Regions from separate parts of the Mus musculus genome. Here region 1 is linked to region 2. A link is a loop called in an ENCODE intact Hi-C map of the cell type or tissue named here. Cell type or tissue: left cerebral cortex. All regions are shown on one strand. Each heading gives the region's core, and the rest is flanking DNA. Links, peaks and the distances in the headings are about the cores only. Region 1 overlaps Ccser1 (coiled-coil serine rich 1). Region 2 overlaps Ccser1 (coiled-coil serine rich 1).

The links. Peaks named below come from ENCODE experiments on the same cell type or tissue, not always from the same donor. Only the 100,000 strongest peaks of a DNase experiment are listed, where the experiment ranks them.
Region 1: a loop joins it to region 2, with 2.4 times the contacts of the local background. A loop is called at or near these places in 2 of 42 quality-filtered maps.

The regions. Positions count from the first base shown.
Region 1 is chr6:61,376,439-61,388,319 of GRCm38, reverse strand. All of the region lies in intron 4 of Ccser1 (coiled-coil serine rich 1), which reads right to left. Among named protein-coding and RNA genes, the nearest start is that of A730020E08Rik, 200 kb to the right of the region's middle. In left cerebral cortex, for the core only: a CTCF peak has its summit at 5,586 (motif pointing left); a DNase peak (open chromatin) is centred at 5,581.
Region 2 is chr6:61,897,901-61,909,781 of GRCm38, reverse strand. All of the region lies in intron 9 of Ccser1 (coiled-coil serine rich 1), which reads right to left. Among named protein-coding and RNA genes, the nearest start is that of A730020E08Rik, 720 kb to the right of the region's middle. In left cerebral cortex, for the core only: a CTCF peak has its summit at 6,869 (motif pointing right); DNase peaks (open chromatin) are centred at 6,855 and 10,210.

The sequences.
Region 1 (11,881 bases), core at 1,849-9,848, 520 kb after region 2:
TATTATTGTTTTATACATATACCCATACTCCCTTGTGCACGGACACACACAGACACATGCACGCGCATACATAAAAACAACCTGCTGAGTTCAACATGGATTTTTATATAGTTTCAAGACAGACCATTTGATTGGACAAACAATTAGGGGCTCATCTCTGAGTGAGGCTAATTCTCCCTCTCTCAGCATTCATTACTGTCTCCTAGTTTTTTGCCTAGGGGTGGGGCACTACAAGCTTTTCCTCCATTGGAATTAACATGTCTATTATTATGTCCATTGTTTAGGTCTTGATTTTGTAGCTATTCCTAGGAGACAGTGTCACAGTGGACTTCCTGGTCCTCTGGCACTTGCTCACTGATGTTAGTGTCCTTATACAATAAGGCACAACATTAGCGTAAACTTAAGTTGATATCTTTTTGAGATATACGGCTGGATATTTCAATATACCAGTAAATTTTACTAATTCTTCAATGTCTATTATAGAGTCATCAAGAAATAAGTGATCAAACTAGGAGTCACCAGAGGGCAACAACAGTTTACCTAATAAATTCAATGAAATGTCTGTTAACATTTGCAAATAGCTACTTTGTTTAAAAGGAAAGTTATCTCTGATATTTACCTATTTTTAAGAATTCCCACTTAATTTCATTTGTGCCTGCAGATATATTACACCCTTATTTTATAGAAACACTTTTGAAAGGGTTTTTAATTAATTATATGAAAACATTTACACATTTTAAATATAAGATTTTTATCATAATTCAATAACAAGTCTGGTAGAAACATAAGTTTAGCATTTCTTGTAGAAAAATATATTGCCAGATCATAGAGATATTGGTATTTGGTTTAGTGAGGGTAACTGTTGCTAAAGCAACTTGGGGAGAAAGGGATTTATTTGGCTTACACTTCCACACTGAAGGAAGTCAGGACAGGAATTCAAACAGGGCAGAAACCTAGACTTAGAAGCTGATGTAGAGGCCATTAAGGAGTTCTGCTTACTGGCTTGCACTCCATGGCTTGTCAGCCTGTGTTATTATAGACTCCAGGACCACCAGCCCAGGGATGGCACCACTGACAATGGGCTGGGCCCTCTGCCATGATCACTAATTAAGAAAATGCCCTACAGGCTTATCTATATCCAGACCTTATTAAGCAATTTTCTCAATTTTGGCGCTCTCCTCTCTAATTACTCTAGCCTGTTAACATAAAACTAGCCAGCACAATAATGATTAATAAGTTTATAGTTATATATGCTCATATTTCAAGCAGAGTCAAACACCTGAGGACAAGTTCTCTCTCTACTTATTCAAATGCTTAAACATTTATTTCACAGCAGAAGTGAAGAGTGAAGCCTGTGCACGCTTACATACTGTGCATTCTCTCTCCAGTGTGCTAGTGGGCAACCTGTTACAGATTCTGAATAACTCTGTTTATTAAAATAGGTTCATAGGCATTATTGGCTAGGCACCACTCATGCAAAGTTCCACATAGAGTTGAAGGAATTCAGATTTTTATTTTCTGATTAGAGATCTTGAACTTTATCTAATAAGACATAAAAGAAAATATAGTGCAATACATGATGGTGCCTAAAGACTGTTTTTGTCTGTCTAATACTGTTCTATTGACTTTCTGTTAGACATTGGTATTTCTTAGGTATTCTTCTATTGGTTCCTGATGAGAGACTATGTTCCCCTGTCAGTCTTTATTGTGCTTTATCTCCTAGTATGCCAAACATGCTGTAGATCACAGAAATACTGTTTCTTCTAAATATAATTATTTAATCATCATAATCATTGTATTGTATTATACTTGGTTTTTTTTTCAAATGGTAAATATGAATTATTCTTCAAATGTATGAATGATATTTCTTTTAACATGATGCTCAGTAATGCAGGAAAAAGAAGATCAGCTGAGAATCAACACTGGAAGCAACTCAAGATAAAGGATGAGATGGCACATTCATGTCAATCACTGGATATCCAAGCATGTTGAGCTTCTGGGTCATTCTCTGTTGTATGACATGTTCTCTTAGTTAAGTTCTAGCTCCCACCCTGGCTATATTACCCAAACCCCATGTCTCTTTGTTGTGAAAGCTCAGATACCATCAAGCCATCACCAACTTGGTAACTCCTCCCAGGGCCCACTGAAATTTCTTCATTATGTTTTGTTGTTGTTGTTGTTGTTGTTGTTGCTGCTGCTGCTGCTGCTGCTGCTGTTGTTTTAACCAACTTCACCTTAAACTCTTTGCTTTCTGGCTTGTATTTGGTAAAGTAAGCCTTCAATAAATATTTGCTAGAAATCAAGTTGAGCAAAAGTGAAAGTATTGAAGCATGAGAGCTTTGTTAGCTGTTAATGAAATTGGATTTTGTAATGAAGATAATGGGAATATTGACTTTTACATAGGTCTAGGATTAAGATCACTTTAGCATGTCAGCACATCTTGTGAGCTTAGAAAGAATGGACTACAGGAGGTTAAGCTTGTAATAAAAACCTAAGATGTGCAGAGATTGAGACTAGATTATTCTTCTGTCAGCTATTTGGAAAATCGCTTTGAAGAGCCTTGCTTTGGGTGACAATTAAAAATGACCCACAGACCTTTTCAAAGTCAATACAAATACAATGGAGCCAATTCTCCATCTGAGTCCCTCTTCCCTCTTCCCAAGTGAGTTCAACTAATGGATGAAGCTACACTATGACATAAATAGGGGTAGCTTCTATTTCCGTTTTCACTAGACTACATTTATAATCGTTTACCACAAGTCATATGTAGCTTAATAAGGTTCTGACCTATGAATGATCTATATGAAGAGACCAACCAATGCCGCTATCAGTACTGATATGTTGGAAAAATTGTTCAGTCTGTGCATGCATGTGACTCCCCAAAAGTTTCACCAGGAAAAACAGACAAAAGCCACTTTCCATCTCATCATCTTCAAGTACAGTTAGGCTCACAGGGACAGCAGCTTTAAATCATTATTGAGATAACATTCCTATAAAGCCTGTTATTTTCAGAGTGCCAGTGTGGAGTACATTCAATAAAATTTTAGAATTCTTTAGTACAGGAAAGATTTCATCTCTTCATCTAAACCTTATTGAGAAAATCTACTTGAGACGTCTGCAGGCGATACTTGTACATTCGTTCTCGGGAAATCCTCTCTAGCGGCAAGCTATGAGAATACTGGGGTAAGAGCACATATTTATTTTCCTGTAGTTCAGTAGGTCTAGGTTCTGGTTTAATCTAACTCTCCTGGTGCCAGGTGTAAAGCAGACAAACCCTTCTATGATCTGTGTGTGCTCTCTAGAGTTGGAAATATCACTCATTTTTCCCAGTGAAGGGAACTAGCAAAGTGTGGATTTGGGAAAACTAAAGTAGGGATGCTTGAGATGCTGTCCAGGAAACGTGACAGGTGATTGTGATCCCTTGATAGTGAAAGCAAGGCTTGGATGTAGTTAAAAGTACTATCTTCCAAGCTTCCACATCGGGGAGACTGAGCTTTTACTCCACGTTCATCTTTCCACCAGCATCACTATCTACTCCCTCAGTCTTAGCTATTTTAAATAATGAATTTTCATTACAGAGATGTTCCTAAAGACCTAACAATTCCTCGATAAGAAAGCTTCAACTGACAGTTTATAACTTCAGAATCATTAAGCCCCTCCTTGCTGGTTCCACCCCTACCAGAACCATCATAGAATATTTACCAAATTGCAGTGCAGTTGCCAATTTAAAACATATGCATTGAGGCACCTTCAAATTTTTAATAATGTTTCTTTTCTTTGGCAGGAATCTACCAGAATTCAGCAATGCTGACTTCTTCTCACTTTAGTAAACAACAGCTGAGCTTTGTCTAATCAACTGGTTGTTGATCAGTACTAGAGAGCAACATCACGGCGTCCACTATATTCACTAATATTCCCAAAGCACTCAGATCTGATTTCAACTGTCTTCCAAATCTAGGATGTGTGGACACAAGGAAGGCAGTCTTCATGAGACTAGGAAGTGTTGAATGCTAGTGTAAACTTTGGGACATTTTATAGATAAAATTAATAAAAAATTTAAAAGGAAAGATTCTTTAACAGAATCTCATAAAATTATCAATTGAAATTTTAAATTTCAAGGAATAGGAAGTCATTATTCACACAATTTAAACTGAATTTGTGGTAATTATGTCAATGTCCATGATTCTTATCTCTTCTTCTATCTCAGGAAAGATTGAAATTTATGTTTCTTGTTGGTGAACAATTTTAAATATATAAATATTATATTACTTCAAAGAAATACCAGCACTCATTTTCCTAATTACATATTCATTTATATAGTGATAGTTATTGCCATTATTCAAAAACTTGTATAAGGGATGCCATGACTAAATTGTAAGAGACTGAGGCACAAATTTTCTATATTAATCAATTGCTCCTGGGTGGGGGTGAAAAACACAAAGTGGAAGAAATGGAAAGAAACATGAAGGCTTTTATACTGAAACTCCTATCCTGTGAAGATATTATTCTGTGACATATTAAAAACACTGAATCCAGGTGGGTATTAAGAAAAATTGATAAGTTAAAAGGAGTATTGAAAGGAAAGTATGAAGTTATTTAACTAATTATTACTTTGGTTGATTAAGCACATCAAATAAGCAAAACACAATGAATTTTAAATTTTAAATGCCCTTAAATTACATATCATTGTCCATTATAAAATCTTATGGTCCAGTAAAAGGACTTTCTTAGATTCTATTGGTAGAGTATAAAGTAATTTTTTTTTACAAGGATGATGGTCAGGAAATTCATCACAATGCAATCTTCATATTTTAGCTAAGATTTCTAAGATCCTAGGGGAAATGTAGAGGATATGACAGCGAGTTACAACATGTTCAAATGTTTGTGATGGGTATCCTTATGAAATGATACTTTCTGGATAGTTGTGGCTATCAGGAACCACCTAACACAGTGTGAAACAATTTACATGGATGTATTTGCAAGGTGAATTTAATAGACTTGGTGTCTCTCCAGCTCATCGGATTTCATGATACAGAGCTATCACATCAACATTCACAAGCATAGGAGCTGCACAATGCAGTGTTGTAAACCCTACTCCCGCTGGTGTGGATAGAGGTGTTTGTTTCTGCATTAAATGACCCCACACTGTTCTGCTGTATGACTCTGTCAGTGTTGCAAATCTGTTTGCCTTCCCCAGCTCTTTAGCTAATGATCCTTATTTTCCACAGTCAGCATGCTTACTTGAAATACTCACTTCCTTTTAAGATGCGACTATGATTTTCAGTGACCTTGGAAAATGTGTAACCCAATATATTGGAGTTGTATGTAAAATTAGATGCAGCAAAGCCTGGAAAGAGTTGAGAAGAACCCGGCATGTAATGATAAGATCTCAGTGAATGTTGACTGGAGACGTTTTTAACCTCAGACTATGTTCTTCCTCCACAGTATTTGGGTCACATTATCACCTACTGTAGAGTTATCCTGATAATTTGATGAGATAACATATTTGAAAACCTTGTAAACTATGAGATTGAATACAAATGCACCACAGGGTTTCTATCTGCATTATCAGAGCAAGATTGCCATCTAATGGCCGCCAAGCAGAGGCTAGCACCCTAACTCAGCCCATCTATAAAAGAGAACAAAGCCAGCAGATGAAACCTCAAAGTGCTAACTTGTGTCATAGTTGCATATTAGCTAAGTGTGATGAAAACCGTGAATTCCAGGGAACCCATTACTGTTGTTCTTTGTAGCAACTTAATATCATTGAGAACTTTTGCATATTGCAAACAATAGGTAAAAAGTTTCACCCACAATTCTGTAATTTAACCCTATATTTAACCCTTTCTTAAACTTCCTAACTTTTTAATCCTTGACAAAAAAAGATCTTTTAGGTCTTCCTTCACTAATCCCTGATAGAATATACATATGTTCTGGAAAATCAAATGGAATTTTAAATAAGATAGCAGAGTGTCTTTATAAATTATATCCTCAACAATTCCACAAAGGACTCTGTGCCTGGATGGGCACTTTGTACAATATATATCACAAATTTGATATTTCTTCAGCTTCCTATTATATGTGAATATGTGTGTAAAACAATAATGATGTACATATATGTGTTCATATGTGTATGCACAAATATATATGTATGCGTGTGAATGCACAAATATATAAATAAAACTTACTTAGTCTCATATTGTTCTGTATGTTTGTATAATTTCAGGGCTGACTACTTTGTATTGGATAACCATTTTGGAGGGCAACTGGGAGAAACAAACTCTCCTGTTCTCAGCAGTCATTAGTTGTCTCTAGTTCTCTGTCTAGCGGTCAGACATTATGAGATTTTCCCCTTTTCTCCATGCTCATTGGGACTATTGTTACTATCATTACTCAGGTTTCATGTGCACAGTGATTTGTAGGAATCACAGTTTCACAGTATGCTTCCTACTTCTCTGGTTTTTGCATCTTTTTGTTCCTTTTTCCATGATGTTTCCATAGGCTTAGGTGTAGGAGTTATAATGCAGAGGTAACCCCTGGGCCTTAGCGCACACAATCGTTTGTTCTCAGCATTGTTCCAATTGTTTTTTTTTATGATGGTCTCTGTGGTAGGCTGAATGGCTCCCATAGACTTATATATTTGAATAATTGGCAGAATTCTTTAAGAATCATTTGAACACTGAACCTTGTTGGAAGAGGTACATCACCAGAGATGGGCTTTTAAGTTTCAAATTTTCAAATTCCCTGTTAGCGTGTTATCCCCGCCCCCCTGTGGTTGTAAGCCCCCAGGTACTGCTCCTTACTATTGCTGTTCTGAACCAGGATATGACCATCATGGACTTAATCCCCTGAGACTGTAAGCAAACACCAACTAAATGTTGTCCTTTTTGTTCTTAGTTTGTTTGACTTGTTTTGTTTTGTTTTGAGACTGACTATTCTGTACCTCACTCGGTAGACCAGATTGACCTTGAACTCTGAGATTTGCCTGCCTCTCCTCCAGAGTGCTAGGATTAAAGTTGTGTGTCAACACTGCCCAGCTAAATGCTTTCTTTTATAAGTTGCCTTTGTCTCTTCACAGCAATGGAAAGTAACCAAGTCTCCATTTTCTGTAAAAAGAAGCATCTTTGATGAGGGCTGTTAGCTACACAGACCTTTATCTGGGCATATAAGTAAGTTTAAGATGTAGTCAGGAATTAGTAGGCTGAAGTAGATTCTCTTGCCAGATCCATACTCTCCCTAGCTCCAGTTAGTTGGCAGTCTCTAGTTTGAGACATGATTTCCCTCCTGTTGAGTGGGTCTTCAGTGCAATTAGGCAGTTGTTGGTTACCTGGAAATATAAGTGTCACTATTGCACCTGTAATGATATCATGCTAATCTGATCATTGCTGTAGTTCATAGGTCTTGCAGTTAGATGAGATTATTAATTATCTCTCTTGTCAACTTGCATACTGCTTTATGTTACTATGGAAACTAGACAGTAGGAGAGACAATATAAGGTTAGATACAGCTGGAGTACTATGAGTCATGTGCCCCAAATGTTCAGTGTCTTCACAATAAGGACTTAATCTTCAACCTCTGAGAGTCATCCAAGGACAATAGCAATTGATGATGCTGTTTGGGGAAAACTTGAACTAACATAATTAACAATTCAAACAGAGGTTTCTCACATCTGATAAGTTTTTTTTTTTTTTTTTTTTTTTTTTTTGTTAAGTAGTCTATGGCTCTTGTGGAGACCACTGTCAGCCCAAGTAACATAGCTTTCTTTGTACATACATTTATTAGGTGTCAACTTATATCTCCAAAATTAAGTGGCACAAGTTTCTGAGTTTTACACAATCTAGTTCAAGACATCCTATGCCCATTTCTTTTTTTCTAGGTACCTCACAGCCCATACAAACTCAGAGCTGATTTTTACAATATCCCTGAGTTAATGTTGCAATTCTTTCTACATTGCCATTCATATTAGCAAAGCCACCGGGCTTCATCTCAACTCTGTTGTACTTTGCCCATTAGAAATTAATAACAAATTACCTTCTTAATTAATAGTCACAGAAGGAATTCCTAGCCCACAGAAGAATTCTTATAATGACTCTCATCAAATTCAAAATATTTAGCAACTACCTAATTAATTTCTAATTGATAATGGTGGGCCATTACCTCCATTTGTTTGTGGACATACATCAAAACCAATGTTCTGAGTACTTCAGAAGTAAACCCAAAATAAATAACAGGAGTAATAAATTCCAGTACACACCTAACTATTGCATTCTTTTTTTTCTCAAAGAACATTTACTAGTTTAAATTTATTTTACTTAAGTATCCCATCTTTAAGTGGTAAAGTCAAAACCAATGGTAATGCAAGCAACAGCCTATGTTCTTTATCAAACATTGATGAGATTTGTTTCTAGTGTTTAATGTATTTAAAAGAGAAATGCGTTTTATCTCAGCTATATTGCTATCCTAAGTAGGTTGTATAGTATTTTGGGCAATTAACAAATATCTAGAGAAAAAAAGTTTTCAAGAATTTAATTAGATTATTTAAAATAAAGAAATGTGCCAGGTTTTAAAATAACATGTCTTAACTTGTCAATATTTAAGACAACAACTCATCATTTAATATATTATAAAAATAAGAAAAATATTTAAATTAGAAAGCTTATTCTGAAATAGCCTATAATAGTGATGAATTATTCAAAACTCAGTACCCCTGAAAAGCATCCAGTGGTAAGAAAAATTATTTACAAAAGATTATCTAAGTCCCACGGGTCAAAATCAAACTGTACTGGGTTCCTGCTCTAGCCTATGTATTCAGAAAAGCAGTACACTGTGCTTTCAAACATGCCTTGATTACACAGGCTGATATTTTGAGATGAATGTAATCACAACATGTTACATATAGAGAATAAGCAGAAATCCTGACTCCCTCAAATCTGTCTGATTTTAAGGTGCCAATACTACACACACACACACACACACACACACACACACACACACTTGCAAATAACATAAATGAGTATGCACATTCTGCCTAAATCATTTCAAACCATTCCAAATTCTATCCCTTCCAAATCCTCCCTCTCTTCCATTCTGTCTCAAATTCATTACATCTTCTATAATTTGTATTGTAAGATAGATAGATAGATAGATAGATAGATAGACAGACAGACAGACAGACAGACAGACAGACAGACAGATAGATAGATAGACAGATAGATAGAATTTATTGAAGTCCATTTAGTATTTCTCACACGTACTTTTTGGCATTGGATGACCTATCCAAGGCTTATCACTGGTGAAATTCAATTGTTCCTCCCTCAGCAACCATTATTGCTTATAGCCATCTTGAGACGGGTTCTTGTGAAAATTTTCCTATTCACATTGGCATGTCAACTGGTGTGATCATAATGCAGTTTTGTTTAGACAGCCATGCTGCTCAGATTTCATGAGTTCGGCTTTCCTGTCACACCCAAAAGACACCATTACATCAGCCATCCTGCTCCTCTGGAAGTTACACTTTTTCTGCCTTCTTTTCCATGATTTTCCTTGAGCCTTAGTTTTGGTTGTGTTGTACATGTGCCATTTGGGGGCCAGGTAACACAGGGTCATGTGTGCCCTGCATTTTAAGTAGTTGTAGATCTCTATAACAAGTTTCTATTCGTCACAAAAGACTTTTCTTTAATGCCAGGTAAGAACTTTATTTTTGAATATAAGCATATCTATTTATAATGCTTTTAGATGCTATTTGATTTAGGAATATAATAGTGATAGTTTCTCCTTTGGAATCTAGGATTACCCAGCCACAAATAGTGGGCTAACTTTATAATAATAGATGTGACCTCCCTCCTAACAAGTGGTCTTAAGTCCAATTACATAGTTGTTGGTTACTTCCAAAGGATTAAGTGCCACTACTGCACCACTGGGGATATGTTGCTGTGCTGGTCATTGTTGTTATGTTCCACAGATTTAACCGCTGAGTAGAATTATTAATCACTTTTCTCCCTTGGCACCTTACATTGTACCTTCTGGTACTATGAGACCTAGTACTCAGGAGTGAGGCTTACAGGTCTGTCCCAGTTTGATCTCTCCAAGTTCTATGTCCAAAGTGTTAGGTTTCCTTAGCAAAAGAGTATTATCTTCACATTCTAGAAGGAAGGCAAGGCAATAGCAGTGGCCTACATTGTTTTGGGAATCTCTTGAAACTCCTTCCCTCCCACTGGCCCACAAATAGAAGGGTGGTTTCTCTTTCCTAGCACTGAGATATTTGTTCAATAATCTATGACTTCTAGAGAAAGTATTATCAATATTTGTAGCAAAACTTTATCTAAACTATATATACAGATTTTTAAAGGGGAGTTGTGTGTGTGTTATACTTTTAAGTAAACTTGAGAAATTATAATTCCTATTATTTTATGATAAATTTCTGTTTATTTGGGATGCATAATAAAGATGTAATTTTCTTTAAAAGTTTTTACACTTTTTTTGATGTGGCTTCTATAAAGTTTGAACACTATCAGCCTTTAGTTTCCTTCCTACTAACTTACTTATATTTTAAATAAACTCATTAAGACTGCTTTATATTAAATAATATCTTTTTGAGTGTACAGTTTTATACAGTGTGACATGAAATCAATACCAAAAAACATGATAAAGAATATGTTCAGTACCTTCTTCATCACCATAGACCCCTTTTATCCTCAGACAATGTTTTGTTTTTAGTCAGATTTCCACTGTTCAATCTTTAGACCAATGTTATTTTCATTGGCATTTTACACATAGCATAGTTCTTCAGCAATGGACTCATGTCATGATTAATATTCCAGTTTTGATGAATTGTTTTCACGACCTACTTTCATTTTTATTTTAGAGCATGTAATTGTAAAGTAATATGACATCCTGAGAAAAGATTATATTATATTATAAATGTAATTTATAATATTTATACATACATATTTATATAAATATAAATATATTTGTGTGATGTTTGGTGTGTATAAATATAATTCTGCATTTATCACAATCATAGCCAGAGTTTGTTCATCATATAATTGTTCAAAGTTTTCCCATTTTTTCCCACCCACAAGCCATAGTAAGCCTCAATGGACTACCATTACCAGGTTTCTAGCTATTAAATCTTCATGATTATAAATACCCCTTGGTAGTAAAACAAGATCCAAAATGAAAATGGGACCAATGCTATTGCCAGGAATAGCTTCTAGAAGGTGACATTCCAGGTGTGCTCTGTCATCCTCCCCTATCCATTCGGTCATTGTTGCTGCTCCACCGACATAACCAGTCAACTGCTTCCCACGAGCTTCTGCCACAGTACAGACTGACTCGCTTAGAGTGACTAGCATAGAGGCATGAAATAGAAGGTAAAAATGATGAATTATAAATCCAAACCTAATTTTCTGAATGTACATGGTCCTATATACTAGCCTTTTTACAACACCCATTCTCTGAGAAGCACCTTACAGTTGCTTCTGATTTTCTTCTCATCCTAATACTTGTTATAAAATTCATTATCAAGCTAACTTCAAAAAGCCCCACATTAGTAACATTTATTGATATGCAATCTCTTTATGAAAAGTCAGAATATGTTTAAAATTATGAGATCTACACTACCACACATATTTTTAAAAGAATAAAGGGAAATTCCTCTCATTATCTCCTAGGCATAAGCATGTGTGGGGTAAGGTGAAGAGGAAGAAAGAGGATGTGAACATTCAGGGACGGCACTGAACTTCCCTCAGCCATGCGGCAAGAAGGACAGACTGCCCATATTATATGTGTGTCGATGCTAAGGCTTGATCTAGGGTTTAGTTACACATCTAATCTGTCTCTGTATCATTCACTCACAATAGTTTGCCCTGTAATTGTACAA
Region 2 (11,881 bases), core at 2,400-10,399:
TACTATTAGATTCACATTAGAAACGGCCTTTGACAAAATACAACAGCCTATTTTGATAAAATCCCTAAAGAGATTAGAGAAACAAGGGACATCCTTCAACATAATGAAAGCAGGTTACAGCAAATCATTGCCAAAATCAATTTAAATGGAGAGAAATTCTAAGCAATTTTATTAAAATCGAGAACAAAACAAGGTTGCTTATTGTCACCACTCCTAGTCAACATATTACTTGAAATCATAGCTATAGCAATATTACAAATGAAAGAGATCAAGTAGATACATATTTGAATTGTGAAGTCAAACTTTCTTTATTTGAAGATTATATGATAGTATACATAAGTGACCCTAAAATTCCAAAGGGAAACTCCAACTCCTTCAGTGAAGTAACTAGATTCATCATTAACTGACATACATAAGTAGCTTTTCTGTGTACAAATGCAAACAGACTGAAACAGAAAACAAATTAACAACACCTTTGCCAATTGTCTCAAATAATATAAAAGATCTTGGGATAAGTATATCCAAGCAAATGAAAGACTATAACACATTGGAATATGGAATTGAAGAAGATATCAGGAGACTCATGCTCAAGGATCCATAGAATTAATAGTAAAAATTGGCCATTATGCCAAATGCAATTTACAGATTTAAAGGAATCCCCATCAAAATTCCAACACAACTTTTCCCAAATCTTGAAAAGACAATTTTCATTTTCATGTAAAAACAGAATAATCCAGGAAAGCTGCAACAAGTTTGAATAATAAAAGAATGAGTGGAAGTATCACCATTTCCAATTTCAAGTTTTACTACAAAGCTATCATAATAAAAAACAGCATGGTATTGGCATAGACAAGATGATCAATGGAATCAAATTAAAGACCAAGACATAAATCCACACACAGGTAGGCACATGGTTTTTGATAAATAATTCAGAAATATACACTGGAAAAGGAGATCATGTACAACAATTTATGTTGTTTGAACTGGATGACTGTATGTAGAAAAATGCAAATAGATCCATACTTATCAACATGAACAGACAACTACAGATTGATCAAAAACCTCAAAATAAATCCAAATACACTATATGGGATAGAATAGAAAGTGGGAAATGGCTGGGCAGTGGTGGCACAGGGCTTTAATCCCAGCACTTGGGAGGCAGAGGCAGGTGGATTTCTGAGTTCAAGGCCAGCCTGGTCTACAGAGTGAGTTCCAGGACACTTGGCTACATAGAGAAACCCTGACTCAAAAAACAAACAAACAAACAAACACAAAAAAAGAAAGTGGGAAATAGCCTTAAACTATGGACAGAATGCCATTAGCATAGTAGCTAAGATTTAAAAAATAATAATAAATGGGACCTCTTGAAACTGAAAAGTTTCTACATAAAAATGGACACCATCTTTTGGGAAAATTCCAAGCTAAATAATAGGGAAAGTTTTTTAACCATATCTGATAGGCAGTACCATGTTGATAGAATCTGCAAAACATATAAACAACTCAAAAATCCAGATAACATGAAATTAAATAACCCAATTATTTCAGAACCCAAGGATCTGAACAGACTTCTCAAAAGAGGAAACTCAAATGGCTGAGAAACACTTAAAGAAATGTTTCCAATGACATCCTTAGTCATCAGGAAAATGCAAATCGAAACTATACTGAAATTTTATTTTATATCTGTCAGAATGGATAAGATCAATCAAACAAGTAATTGTTCATGCTCAGGAAGATGTGAAGTAAGAGGAACACTCATCTATTACTGGCAGGAGTGCAAACTTGTACATCCACTATGGAAGTCAGTTGGCAATTTCTCAAACAGATGAGAATCGATCTACCTCAAGATCCAGCTATATCACTGTTGCGCTTATACCTAAGGTGCTTCATCCTACTGAGAGTCATGTGCTCAAACATGTTCATTGCTGCTCTATTCATAATAAACAGAAACTAGAAACAACATTAATGGCACTCAACAGAAGAATGGACACAGAAAATGTGGTACATTTATACAATTATTACTTAGATGTAAAAATAAAATCATGAAATGCAGGGTTAAGTAGATGTAAATCGAAAAAAATCATACCAAGTGAGGCAGACAAATAAGGTATGTTTTGACTTATATATGAATATTATCTGCTAAGTAAATGATAATCAAGGTATAATTGTTAAATCGCAGAGGTTACATATAGAATAAGAGATTAGGAATGGGAAAAAGCCGATTCAAATAGATTTTTGTAGGAAAAGAAATAGAACACACAGTAAAAGATGAATGAGAGTGCCTGAAATGGAAGGATTAAGAAGGGAGGAGAGAGAAGGAGGAAGCAAGTTAGGAAATGCAGAGAGACAGCTAAAATTAAGGGACATGTGAAGGGTCATATTAGGAAACCTAATATTGTAGAACTTCCTGAAAGATATACATATATGAAGGTGACTTCAATGAAGTCACTAAGTAATGGGGAAATAGAGCCCCAACAAGATATCATTTGCCACCAAACAAAGGCACCAATCCAAGATTCGGTTTATTCTAATTTTGTTTTGTCAAAGTGTTCTGATAGGAACCCCCAACAACCTATGCTGTTGCTAACAATGTATGTTGCTCTCTGTAAACTGAAAGTAAGGCCCTATTTTTGAAGACAACACCTATGCAGCTCATTGAACAGGTAGTAGTTGAAATGGTGCTTACATTGAAATTTCACTCCTCTGTGTCTTTGGTATTAGAAGGTACTCTGAATGCTACCAATGAAGAAATATAAACAACATTCCAGCCAGAAACCCTGTAATATGCAATGATGTGCAGCTTGAAAGCTATACTGGTGCAAGTATGGCATTTTTTTTAATTATCTATTTTTTTAAGGTGGACTCTAAGAAGTGGACCTATACACTACCAAGCTTGGGTGGCCAAGTACATGAAACAAGATAGCCGAAGAACTTAGGGTAACCTAAAGTATAGCCAAAGAAATTCTGTTCTAAACAACAACAATAACAACAACAAAAACAAGTAAAAAATGTCTCCTAATGACATTCTGCTATACCCATAGATAAGTACCATGAATAGCCCTTAACAGATAAAATTTTTCCTGCAAAAGATAGGAACAAATGCAGAGACATAGCACCAGTCATTTTCCAGAGAGTAAGAGACTTTTCAACAATCATTACTAAAGGGAATATGTCCAGCAAATCCCTGTCCTCAGAGTGTAAGGAACTGAGGAGGAAGAAAGAATTTCAGATGCTTCTCAGCCATTTAGTATTCCTCAGTTGAGAACTCTTTGTTTAGCTCTGTATCTTTTTTTGTTTGTTTGTTTTGTTTTGTTTTGTTTTTCGAGACAGGGTTTCTCTATAGCCCTGGCTGATCTGGAACTCATTTTGTAGACCAGGCTGGCCTCGAACTCAGAAATCCACCTGCCTCTGCCTCCTGAGTGCTGGGATTAAAGGCGTGCTACACCACGCCCGACTCCCATTTTTCTTTTTTAATAGGGTTATTTGGTTTTCTGGAGTCTAATTTCTTGAGTTCTTTGTATATATTGGATATTAGCCCCCTATAGGATTTAGGATTGGTAAAGATCTTTTCCCAATCTGTTGGTTTCCTTTTGTCTTATTGACAGTGTCCTTTACCTTACAGAAGCTTTGCAATTTTATGAGGTCCCATTTGTTGATTCTCGATCTTCCAGCACAAGCCATTTGTGTTCTATTCAGGAATTTTCCCCCTGTGCCCATATCTTCGAAGCTCTTCCCCACTTTCTGCTATATATGTTTCAGTGTCTCAGGTTTGATGTGGAGTTCCTTGATCCATTTAGACTTGAGCTTTGTACAAGCAGATCAGAATGGATCAATTCACATTCTTCTACATGATAACCACCAGTTAAGCCAGCACCATTTGTTGAAAAAGCCTTTTTCCACTGGGTGGTATTAGCTCCCTTGTCTAAGATCAAGTAGCAATAGTTATATAGGCTCATTTATGGGTCTTCAATTCTATTCCATTGATACATCTGTCTCTGTCACTATACCAGTACCATGCAGTTTTTACCACAATTGCCCTGTAGTACAGCTTGAGGTCAGGAACGGTTATTCTACCAGAGGTTCTTTTATTATTGAGAATAGTTTTCACTATCCTGGGTTTTTTTGTTATTCCAGGTGAATTTGCAAATTGCTCTTTCTAACTCTGGGAAGAATTGAGTTGAAATTTTGATGGGAATTGCATTGAATCTGTAGATTGCTTTCTGTAAAATAGCCATTTTGACTATATTAATCCTGCCAATCCATGAGCATGGAAGATTTTTCCATATTCTGAGATCTTCTTTGATTTCTTTCTTAAGACACTTGATGTTCTTATCATACAGATCTTTCACTTGCTTAGTTAGAGTCACACCAAGGTATTTTTTATTATTTGTGACTATGTTGAAGGGTGGTTTCCCTAATTTCTTTCTCAGCCTGTTTATCCTTCGTGTAGAAAAAGGCCATTGATTTGTTTGAATTAATTGTATATCTAGCTACTTCACTGAAATTGTTTATCAGGTTTATTAGGAGGTCTCTGGTGGAATTTTGGGGTCACTTATGTATACTATCATATCAACTGCAAACAGTGATATTTTAACTTCTTTTGCAATTTGTATTCCCTTGATCTCCTTTGTTGTCTAATTGCTCTGGCTAGAACTTCAAGTGATATATTGAATAGGTAAGGAGTGGGCAACCTTGTCTAGTCCCTGGTTTTAGTGGGACTGCTTCAAGTTTCTTCCATTTATTTTGATGTTGGCTACTGGTTTGCTGTATATTGATTGCTTTTATTATGTTTATGTATGGGCCTTGAATTCCTGATCTTTCTAAGACTTTTATCATGAAGGGGTGTTAGATTTTGTCAAATGCTTCCTCAGCACCTAATGAGATGATCATGTGGTTTTTGTCTTTGACAGTGTTTATATAGTGGATTGCATTGATGAATTTCCATATATTGAACCATCCCTGCATCCCTGGGATGAAACCTACTTGATCAAGATGGATGGTCATTTTGATGTTCTTGGATTCTTTTTTCCAGAATTTTATTGAGATTTTGTATTGTATTGATATTCATAAGGGAAATTGGTCTGAAGTTCTCTTTCTTTGTCATGTCTTTGTGTTGTTTAGGTATCAGAGTATTGTGACTTCATAGAAGGAATGCACAACATCCTTAATCATCAGGGATATGAAAATCAAAACAACACTGACATTCCATCTCACACCAGTAGGAATGGCCAAGATAAAAAACTCAGGTGACAGCAGATTCATGTCATAATGTGGAGAAAGAGGAACACTCCACCATTGCTTCTGGGATTGCAAGCTGGTACAGCCACTCTGGAAATTAGTTTGGCTGTTCCTCAGAAAATTGGACGTTGTACTACAGGAAGATGCGGCAATACCACTCTTGGCTATACACCCAGAAGATGCTCTAACTTGTAATAAGAACACATGCTCCACTATGTTCATAGCAGCCTTAGTTATAGTAGCCAGTAGCTGGAAAGAACCCAGATGCTCCTTAACAGAGGAATGGATACAGAATATGTGGTACATTTACAGAAAGGATTACTACACAGCTATTGAAAACAATGAATTTATGAAATTCTTAGACAAATGGATGGATCCAGAGGATATCATCTTAAGTGAGGTAACCCAATCACACAAGAACACAGGGAATCCTAGGGCCAGGAAGCAGGAGTGGGTGTGTTGGGGAGCAAGGGGAGTCAGGGGGAGGCTAGGGAATTTCCAGAGGGGAAACTACAAAAGAGGATAATATTTGAAATGTAAATATAGAAAATATCTAAGAAAAAAAAAGAATTTCAGAGCCAAATAAATTGAAGGAGACCAAGGAAAGAGAGCTTACAAGAGTTTGCACCAGATGGGGTTAAATGAACTGAAAGAAGTAGATGCAAGTGCTCATTCATACCCAGAAGTTATCTAGAATTAATAACTACTTGCAAATGAAGATATATTTTTTCCCATGGGATTCTCACTGGAGAAACAAACTACATCTAACAGTAGCCTGAAAGTCCTGCAATGGCTAACAGAAAAGTAACTTATTGGAAACATTGCAAGTTCCTTGCCTCCTAATGTCATGCAAGGATTTTCTTATTGCTTTTGTAAGTTTTACTGTTAACTTTATATTATATTTTATACGTTTTCTCCCTTTTTAACCATACAGATTCTATCATATATTTTATGGCTTTCATTTTAGTGTTTTTATGGGACACCTGAGTGTCCAATGAATGTGTCTCTGTTTTTTGTACCTCCTCTTCATCTTCATTTCTTCTGTTTGTCAGCTTTGTACTACTCTGATATATTAGTTTTTGTTTCATCTTATTCCATTAGTTTTATTTTATTATTATCTTAGACACATGTTTGTTTTATAAAGAGAGAGAGAAAGGGGGTGGCATTAGATGGGAGGAAAGGAACTGTGTGGGAGGAACTGGGAAGTATAGAGGGAGGGAAGAATATTCAGGATATATCACATGAGGAAAAAGTCTATTTGAGGGAGAGAGAGAGAGACAGAGAGAATATAAAAAAACAGCACACAAGTGATAACTTTTACTCTTTGTTTTGTTTCCCTTTGTCAGAGACAGTGTTTTGTGTATCCTATGTCAGCCTCCGATGCTTTATAAAGCAGAAGCTAAGTTCTTCCTGTCTGCACCTTCCAAATGATAGAATTATATGTATGTGTCACCAAATTTTATTTATATGGTGCTGGGGCTCAAATTCGGGGTTTCATGCATCCTAGGCAAGGAATTTATCAGCTAAGCTACATCCCCAGGCCTGGATGCATTTTGTTAAATATTGCAAGCACATATTGTATATTTTAGATATAAAATGTTACCAAAGGCTCAGGTGCTGGCCTGGTCACTAGGTGGTGCTGCTTTGCAAGGTTACAGGCATTGTTGTGTCAATGAATTTATCTATTGATGAGTATATAGCTGAATGGAATATTATGATGTAATGTCTATTGGGAGGAAGTAGATCATCAGAGTTAAAACTTTTGACAATATGGTAGATTGAATATGCTGGACCCAGGAGTGGCACTATTAGCAGATGTGGCCTTGTAGGAGTAAGTGTGGTCTTGTTGGAGAAAGTGTGTCACTGTGGGAGTTCACTATGAGACCAGTCTTCTCCTGTTTGACTTCTAAAAAAGATGTTGAACTCTCAGCTCTTCCTGAGCCATTCTTGACTCGGTGCTGCCATGCTTCCACCTTGAGGATAATGGACTGAACATCTGTAAGCCAGCCTCAATTAAATATTGTTCTTATAAGAGTTGCTGTGGTCATGGTGTCTGTTTGCATCAGTGAAACCCTAACTAAGACAGAATTTGGTACTATGAATGACTGTTCTTACTGTTGTAGATTTTAAATGTAATTTTCTAAGTATGATATTAACTTAGGACATAAACCTCTAGGAAAATACTACTAACAATTATTTTAAAAACTGAATATTTACAAAATAAAGCAGCATTTTCCCTTTGTTTTATTTTTTCATTTTTATTAGATATTTTCTTCATTTATATTTCAAACGCTATCCCTAAAGTCCCCTATACCCTCCCCTGGCCCTGCTCCCCAACCCACCCACTCCCACTTCCTGGCCCTGACATTCCCCTATACTGGGGCATGTGATCTTCCCAAGACCAAGGGCCTCTCCTCCCATTGATGACCAACTAGGCTATCCTCTGCTACATATGCAACTAGAGGCACAGTTCTGTGGGGTACTGGTTAGTTCATATTGTTGATCCTCCTATAGGGTTGCTGACCCCTTTAGCTCCTTGGGTACTTTCTCTAGTTCCTAACTCAGACACTATTGCATATGCCAGCAAGATTTTGCTGACAGGACCCTGATATAGCTATCTCTTGTGAGGCTATGCCAGTGCCTGGCAAATACAGAAGTGGATGCTCAAAGTCATCTATTAGATGGAACGCAGGGCCCGTAAAGAAGGAGCAGCATTGCTATAAAACATAAAAATCATAGTATTATTAAAAAGTTATGAGACTGATTAGCCAGCATTACTTTGGTTGTCTTAATGAGAAATGCTAACTTTCAGAAAGTAAACTACATGGGCTCCTTTCTTCTGTTAGAGGAGGTGTTATAGCTCATGGTCAGAATACTCCACACTTTAGCTAGGTATTCTACTGTGAAGCAAATCAGTGAAACATTAATCTGTGTATGTTATCAGAGTAACCATATTGCATTGTCTATAAGTTCTTTGGATATTAAATTTGTGTGTGATGGATTTTAATGATAGTTTGCCAATACAAATGTTATCTAGTTATTGTCTATCTATCTATCTATCTATATATCTATCTATCTATCTATCTATCTATCATCTAATAACCTATCATCTACCCATCCATCCATCTATTTGTCATGTATGACAATTTATAAATGCTTTTAAAATGACTTATGAAAATATGTAAACTTCTATCAATAGTATCACTGTTTTGGCTACATTTAAATAAGAAATTGACTTCATAATTCTCTCTCTCTCTCTCTTTCTCTCTCTCTCTCTCTCTCTCTCTCTCTCTCTCTCTCTCTCTCTCTCTCTCTGTTTAACTACTTTCATTCTGATGTGCTTTGCACTGGGTTCCTGGTCTCTGTTTTGGAATTCTGTAAGAGCTTATATTCCCTTATAGATGTTGATCTTCCACCCTGTTTTCAAATATGTTTTTCAAAGCATCTCTACTCTCCAAAGAGAAATATGTGAAAGTGTTTTTTAAGCCATAAGATTTTTCATATTTATGAATCTAGCTACAGACATGTATCCTGAAGGAAGTGCCTTTAATATGTTCTGACGTCTCAAAAATAGCCCAGAGTTGGGAAATATTCTAAGCAGTGAAGAAAACTCTCAGACTTCCTCCTATCTCTGAAAATATTATGCACGAGTGGAACAAAATATAGAGTAACATGACAACAATACAGGATGTGCTTGGAATTCAGTTTCTTTGGGTTGATGTAGTCCAAGACAGAGACACAAAGCTAAAAGCAAGTGATCAGTCATCTGAGTGGAGGAGGAAGTTGTGTTATGACTTGCTTTTTTGATAAACCTGAGTCAAGGTATGTTTTTCCTAGTCTTGTTCAGAGTGTTGGGGAGCTAAAATTATGTTTAATAATATAATTTTAAACATTAGGCATCATATATATATATATATATATATATATATATATATTGATAGCTATTAACAATGGGGAATTAAAGCTAAATAAAATATTTGTGAGATTAACATATTTATAGATGAACGTAACACATAAATAGACACTGTTTTAAATGCACTGACAGGAGAGGAGCTTGGAGGGCATTAAGAAGGGAGAATAGCAAGATAAAAGTGATCTGATTATGCAAATAGGAAAAGGGGGGCTCTTTAAAGAAAGAGGAGGGACGTAAACATGAAAAAAAGAAGGAATTGGGTAAAATAACAACAAGGATGTCTTTAAAATTCACCAAGAATCATACTATTAATTACTTACCTAAAATTAAAAACAATAATACATGTGATTCTACGGATAAATACACATACATAGTTTTAATAAAATTTTCTCATCTAAACTGAGGGTACCTTCTACATGACTCAAAGACCACTTAACAAAAACCATAATACCAGGCAGAGAACTCTTTTGACTAGTTGGTTATGATTCAGTGACATTGAAAACATAGAGCCTATTGCCTTAGTCCTTGTTACCCCAGGGGTGGGAGGTAAGTCCCTAAAGTGGAAGACACAATGTACTTCAGAAATAGAGCCCAGAGACTTATGAGCTAGAACTGACATGAATGCTTCATCCCTGAGGACTAGTTTTCATACTCTAGAAGGTATCAGTCAAGCTCCCAAAGGTGAGGGGCATCCAACAGTCCTACCCTGCAATGGCACCTATGAAACACCTCAATGACCAGCATGCCTAAAGATTCAGTAGTGACACACATACAACTTTGGGGTAGCTAATAGTTCTTCAATTGTTCTTAAGACATGCTCACCAAGAGGAAAACTATGTCTACTGCTGAAAACCTAGCTCATTGCCAGTAAAATCCTAATTATTGGAAGAGAATCAACATTGTCTAATTTTTAAATTTTATAACTGTTGATTCATGAAGTCTCTATTTTTCTGGAGGACCCTGGGTCCATAAAAGATTAGATTTTATTGGGTAGATCGCTGGATTTCTGTACAGAGGTACAATTTCACAACTACCTACTCCCACTGCTGCACTTTGATGTAACAATTTCCATATGGTTATGTAATTCATCCTACCAGTGACTCCTCAGTCAAGATGTGTTGGAGGTAATTATACGGGGCCTTTACATGAAAGTTTACTCTCACTGAGATGTTTTCTGGTATAAAATGTTATGATTGCCTAAGAACCAATATTTGTTTGTTTTTGAGAATCCACAATTTAGTATAATGTTTTTAAATGCTGTAACTTTCCCTGGATCATTAGTTTATTTTCCTTAGTTAAGTATCTCATTTCCAAGAACTTTAGACACACATGCACACATGTGCATGCATACACTTGCATACAGTTCATTTAATGAGATTTTTGGCTAGCTGCTTGAAGCTATCTTCATTTTGTTGGGAGGATGATTTTTCTAGAAATCCTTTTGTTATCTAATTGTTGACGGTCATCAGCCTTTCTCTTGATATGCATAAACCTAAATTTTCAAATGACACAGTTTTTTGTTTTTTTTTTTTTGTGAGTCCACTTTACAGATTATTTCTCAGGCTACACAAGCCCCTGCCTGTGTAAGTGTTCCAGTGGCACTCACATATTCTACTCCCCTAATCACTAAATCTTCTAGAAATATGGAAAAACATCATATAGAGTTTAGAGAGACAGTCACTTTATTATGGATGCAAAATTATTTTTTTAAATGCTTTTACTTCCATTCCAATGAATTCTTTCGAAATTGAACAAATTTTAAATATTTTCTTGATCAAAGTTTAACAGAACCCCATGGATTTGTTTGTTTGTTTCTGCAGCAATTAACTGGGAAATTATAACATTTATAAATATATGCATGCGGAAAGAATCATGTAGATGGGAGACTGTTCTGAATATCAGTGAGAAGCTGCTATTACTCTTAAATTATCCACGCATGCACGGACATGCTTTGAAATGCCAAATAAGGAAACATAAAACCCACTTTACCATTAAAATAAAGCACTTATGTAAAAGCAGACAAATAAACAAATTAGGACTCGGTCTTTCTTACTTCATTTAGATTTCATTACCCAATATGCAGCAGTGTCAGCTAGCATACCCAAGGCAAGATTGTAAATATTTGCCAAAGCATATTTTCGTGAATAATGAACTCAGATGCAGATCTCAGGGGGGACTATGTCAGTCATGCAGACAATGTCTGCTCATCCTCAGTAGCTTGGGCAGCCTCCACACGGCTGCCTGAGCACCTGCATGCACGGGAGGGATTTTGGAGAGCAGAATATATAGAAGCATCATAATTCATGTGGGCTGACACAAGTTGTTTTGTTCTTCATTAAAACAGCTGGAATTTATTTTGTTGAAAAGTAAAACAAAAATTTTATGTAGGAAAATCTGTCCTGCTTATTTGGAGAGACACATTCAAGTGCTTTTTCTTTCTTTTCCTTTAACACAGAGATGCCTGTAACACCTGGTTGCTGTCATGTCATACAGAAGTTATGCAAATGATGTCAATGTCCATATCAGGGGATCTTTTGGGCAAAGTCATGGGATTTCTTTCTTTCTAATTATCTCCAAGTAATGGGTGTCTCTTCCATAATTAGAACTGAGCATCAGAAATAAGTTGTTTGTCAAAATTTCTCTAATATACCTTAGAATAAGATGCTAGTTGATAGAGGGAAATTAATAACCTGGAACAATACAAAACAAAATTCAATTAAATAATTTGCCACT